2 separate regions of the Homo sapiens genome follow, and region 1 is linked to region 2. The links are chromatin contacts, found by POLR2A ChIA-PET in ENCODE. All regions are on one chromosome and are shown on one strand. Each heading gives the region's core, a stretch centred on a gene start or an enhancer-like site at or near the end of the contact. The rest is flanking DNA. Distances are from core to core; before and after follow the strand shown.

Evidence for each region. ChIA-PET counts read pairs that join two places held with the same protein, here RNA polymerase II (POLR2A).
Region 1: POLR2A ChIA-PET joins it to region 2 with 10 read pairs in T-cell. The contact joins the promoter of IRAK3 here to the promoter of LINC02454 in region 2. POLR2A ChIA-PET finds 5 or more read pairs at or near these places in 2 of 52 experiments (T-cell and activated T-cell).

The regions. Positions count from the first base shown.
Region 1 is chr12:66,187,944-66,190,643 of GRCh38, reverse strand. It overlaps IRAK3 (interleukin 1 receptor associated kinase 3), which reads right to left and starts at 1,430. Exons shown (of 12, transcript NM_007199.3): 1 at 1,212-1,430. The coding sequence starts at 1,344. RefSeq lists silencers at 1,096-1,255, 1,276-1,325.
Region 2 is chr12:65,601,533-65,604,232 of GRCh38, reverse strand. It overlaps LINC02454 (long intergenic non-protein coding RNA 2454), which reads right to left and starts at 1,364. Exons shown (of 3, transcript NR_146529.1): 1 at 1,252-1,364. All of the region lies in intron 1 of MSRB3-AS1 (MSRB3 antisense RNA 1), which reads left to right.

The DNA of each region.
Region 1 (2,700 bases), core at 181-2,680, 590 kb before region 2:
CTATCAACAGAAAGAGAGAGAATAATCTGCCTCACTAATTTACCACACCCACCTGGCCCCATTCACCAACATTAAACTGGACTAAAAACACTTTTCTTTCTCAAAGTCAGTAACTCTAGGAAATCAACGGGTATAAATACTGTCCACGCCAAAATCCATCTCAAAAAGATCTGATGGGGAAGTGACCTTATCCCTCAAAATCCCTCAAATGCACACTGGAAATCTCGTTTTCTAGAAATCAGACTTTTTTTTTTTTCTTAAGGGCCATAACTTAAAATTACAGAGCTTAAAATATATAAACATTTTTTGTATAACCAGAAGCCCATTGCTACAATTCAAAGACTGTCACCATACTGTTCATCAGTAACAAAGAAAACTCTCCTCTTAGGCCTTCTGCTAGTCCTGGTAAGAAAAATCCTATTTCAGACCATTAAAGCTAAGTTATTTTGACATAATCATGATTCTTTTCAATAAACATTAAACATGACATTGTGGAATATCAAATCTAACCAAAAATGCCTGTACTTAACAAAACGAAGATTTTTGTCCGAATTATCTCTGGCTACACTCAACACTTCCAGCAGGCAGTTGCTCAACTTTCCAATGTCTGCATAAAATACAGTTCTGAAGCCAATTTTTTTAGATTAAAATAAAAAGCCACCCTTTAGCATAAACCTTCATTCAACGAAATTGGGTAAATAAGATTTAATTAAGAAAATTAGGAGCCGCGTTCATTGCAAACCGTAGTTTACTTTAGCATTTCACTTGTAATTAAGTTAGGGGCTTAGGGATGCATTGAAAACACCAAAGGATAAGTATCTCAAAGTTCTAAAAATGTCTCAATACTAAAATGATGTTCTGGGGTGATTTTGCAAGGACCAGAAGACATCATACATTGCGAACCCAGTGAGGGTGGCATCGCGGACGAACAGAAGATGCTTTCACGCTGGTTATCTGTCTTTCCCAGGCCTCGGCTCCCTTGACTTTGCAGCGATACCCAAAATTCTTTGAAAGAGAAGGGAGGGAAGGCATCTGGGTCCCAGGGAGTCTCTGCATCCAACCCAGGAAAGGAGGGGGCCGGCTCCCTGGCGGGAACTTCCCGGAGGCCGCGCCAGCCCCGCGAGGGACCCCAGCCATGCAGGGCGACGCCGAGCGGGCCCCGCGGCGCGCTGGGCTCCCCCGCCGCCCCCGGCCGGTCCCCGCCGACTCACCCAGGCCGCGCCAGCCCAGCGCGCCGTCGCAGCTGTCCAGAACAGCGCAGAGCTCTCCGAGCAGCGCGGGCGGCAGGTCGAACAGCAGCGTGTGCGCCGACAGCGCGCCGCGGGCCCCACAGTTCCCCGCCATGGCTCGGCTGCCCGAGCCCCGGGGACGAGGCGGAGTCCAGGTCCCTGCACGCCTGCGACAGGCCGTTACACAACCGCGGAAATCCTGCTTCCACGACGGCAGCAGAGCCCTAGGAACACGCCGTTCTCCGGTCACTGCAGGGGCGGTGCCCACGTGACGCAAGGCGCGCCTCGCCCGAGATGCCCCTGCGTCCGCCTGGCCAGGCCTGGGGGTTACCCGACCCGGGTTCTCCCTTCGCTGGCTTTGCGCCCCTTCACACCTCTGCGGTGGGGACGGAGCTGCCGAGACAAGCAGAGTGCGAACTGGAGAAAGCCCAGAGCTCAGAGCTCCCAGGAGCCCACCGTGCCCCACGGCTAGGCGGTCTCCTGGTGTGGACGGCTAGCGGTGTCATTACTTCTTACAAAAGTTTATTTTTGAAAGCTTCTCCCTTCCTTCCTTCTTCCCTTCCTTTCTTTTCTTCCTTTTTTCTTTGTTTTGAGTCAGGTTCTCACTCTGTCGCCCAGGCAGGAGCGCAGTGGCGCTATCTCAGCTCACGGAGCCTCCACCTATTGGGCTCAAGCGATCCTCCCACCTCAGCCTCCCGAGTAGCTGGGACCACAGTCGCACGCCACCACGTCCGGCTAATTATTTTTTTTCGTTTTTCGTAGAGAGGGAGTGTCGTTATGCTGCCCAGGCTGGTTTCAAACTCCTGGCCTCAAGCGATCCTCCCACCTCCGGCTTCCCAAAGTGCTGGGATTCGGGGTGTTAGCCACTGTCCCGGACTACTTCTTTTTTATCCTGTCAGAAAAACTATCCATGTTCATCGAGGAACACTTGGAAAACCCAGAAAAAAACTGAAAAAAGAAGATAATCACTCACAACCCCACTCAGCCCATCACACTCTAAAAGTTTTGACACATTTTCCTCCCAACTTTTACTGAATTTAAACAGATAAAAATGTACATATATGGGATTATTATTGGAAAAGATGAATGTAGATACCAACAAGAGAAAAACAGAAAAGACACCAAATCAGCGTAAAATTATGTTCGTTTTCTTCACGAGGCGGCCTCTCCTCCATACACCTACTTGGTTTTAATAAATTTTCTTCCTCATGGGCTTCCTTGATGAAATATCGTTCCATCATTTTTTCCTTCCTCAAAGTGCTTCACACAATCTTCCTTTTTGCCTTCAACATGGAGTTTAAGTAAAATTGTTGTTTTGAAATCTTCACGGAGTTTAAGTAAAATTGTTGTTTCAAAATCTTCTAGGTCACATGAGGCATGTTACCAGTGACAAAAAGTTGTTTTGAAAGTGGTGAGAAAAATCTCAGCCTTAGTGACTGGAAGAGTGGGCAGTGGCCATCAAGTGAAAACA
Region 2 (2,700 bases), core at 115-2,614:
AGTGGCAAGGGCCCAGAATTGGCCAGAAGTCATGAATTTTGGCTCTAACTCCTGAATTGAGTGGCTTTGAGCAAGTCACTTACCTCAGAGCCTCATTATTTTTATCTACACAATCAGGGGTTTGGCATCTATGACTTGAAATTCCTTTCCAGCACTATGTTTTGTTTCTGTGGTTGGTAACAATGTAAGAATTTTGGGGGACGCATTCTTCCAAACTCTTGTTTTTCCACTCACATCATTTCAGTAGAGAGCTGACTGCCAATATCACAATAACTTTTTTTTCGATTCATATCAACTTTAAAATGTGTTTTTAAAAATGGCAAGTTAGGTGTCTGTGAATAACAACTGATATTTTCCAGAATTTTTCCTTCCTTCCTTCCTTCCTTCTTTCCCTTCCTCCTTCCCTCCCTTCCTCCCTCCCTCCCTCCCTTCCTTCTTTGAAAGCCTTTTAAGAGGTGAACACAACAGTTTTGGCTTGGGACACAGCTCTGCGGGTCAGGATCTAACAAAGGGAAATCCCCGATGTGCTGGAACCTTACAGCTCCAGGAACCGGCTGTTTATGAAAGCTGAAGTACCGCTAGAGTGAGCAAAGAAGCCACTTGTGATTCCAGCCAATTGTCCCCAGTCCAGACCATTCAGAGGAAAGAGTTCTGCCGGTCTTCTGCATCCAGTTGCCAAAACCCAGGAGGTGCAGCACCTGCTTAGGAAAGCCATAGTGCATGGGGAAATGACCGCTGAGGGGGCCACACTTTCCCTTTTGCATTGGCAAAACTGTTGCTTTCTTACCTTTTAATACTCTTTCTCCGGATTTTGAGAATCCGACTATTTAAAGATTGCTTTCATACATTTAGTTTCTGCCCCACCCCACTACAGCCCCCTTAGGTTTCTTAACTTTTAAGACTTATGATAAATGAGGGTGGGACTGGGTGGGGAATGGGGTAGATGGGAGGGCTGGGAGGACTGGGAGAGTTGGAGTGGGGGATGGAAGATAAGGGTAGGGTGGAGCAGGAAGGGAAGGGTGGAGACGAAGGAATGAAAAAATGAATAACCCAGTGAAGCAAATGAATGGAGCAGCAGCCAAATAAGCAAACAAAACAAACATTTATTGACCGTCTGTCACTTGCTAGGTGTTGTGATAGACAGCAGGCAAATAGCTATGAGCCATGCAGCCAGGTCCTTGCCTTGTGAAATTTACAGTCCAAAGTGGGCGGATATCAAACAAATAATTAAGCAAATACTTTAATACTTACAACTGTGACACAATTGCCATGAAGAAATATAAGGGGCCCTCGCCCTAGTCCAGGAGGTGAGGAGGACGATGTTCAAGCTGGATTATTTCCATGCCATTTTCCAAATTGAAATCTCAAAGTAAATTATATTGCAATATGATGTATGTTTTTTCCAAGTGAAACCCAAGCACACATCCTGCTCTGCCCCACCCTCCGCCCCCACACGGGAAGCTCTCGGGATCAGCCTGGGTGTTCTGTGGTTCTGACGCCATCCTGAGAGCTCCACTGCCACACTCCTTCCCCTGCCTCCTAAATTCGATGTGGAGCGCCACCTAGAGTTTGGCTGACACATTCCCATAACCATAGGGTACAAGGATACTTTGAAATCTAGGATATTTGCTAAGTTTTGAAAATTGAATAAATAAATAATCCATTGGAAAAAATGAATAGCGAGTGAATGAGCAAAGCAGCAGGCAAATATACAAACAGGACAAACACTTTCATTCACTGTCATTGTCATCCAGCGTGAATTCAAAAGACTCCAAGTTTTCTAAAAAGAATGGCTTTCTCTAGGAGCTTTCCAAGATTTGTTTTGCAAAGCTGCCAAGGAGAATACTAGACAATGAATCGGAAGTAGCAAGTCTCACGGTGATATCCAAAGTGTTTTTCATCCAAACCTCAGAGCAAGAAGGTTCCAGGAAGATGCCTAAGTCAAATTAAGATGTTAAGTCAAATTTACCTCGTTCTAATAACTACCCAATAATTTATTGAACAGTCTATATTACTGAAATACCTATGGCATTAAGATAGAACCAACTGTTGTGATTTATGGAGTAGGCTAACATTGCAGCTGTTAAGGAAATGAAAAAATGTATGGGATCTGTCATTTTTAAATCACCTTTAAACAAGATATCCAGCTCTGTAACCACATTCCAATTAGTCTTACAAGAAAAGCCAAGCACAGTTACATTTCAAAAATGTTATCGCATATATAAAGAAGGAACTTATCTTTCTCTCTTACATTAGCCCTACTTTTCTCTACCAAAAACTTGCCCCAGAGAAAAACATATTCAGGTAAAGAAAAGTCATATCCATCCCCTCCATTCATTAATTTCATTTAACCAACATTTGTCGATCACCTCCGGTGGTACTACAGAGATGTTGGGATATCCTGCTTCATGATCTAGTTGGAGTAGATAGCAGATGCCAAGAAAGTGGACATGACAAAACTATGCTATTTCTAAATGCTATCTAGAAATAAGGAGAAGCACAAGGTGTCAAGGGCACTGCTGAGAGGCTCCTGACCAATTTGGAGCAGTCGGACAAGGCGTCTCCTGGATTACAGTGCTGTGTCTTCAAGTATCAACTTCCCGGAAGGCTAAGTTAAACAAAAGAAACTTACAAACCCAGAATGGTGAAGATATCACTTCTACTGAAAACTTTTCCATCTGAGATACAGTGATCTGGGCC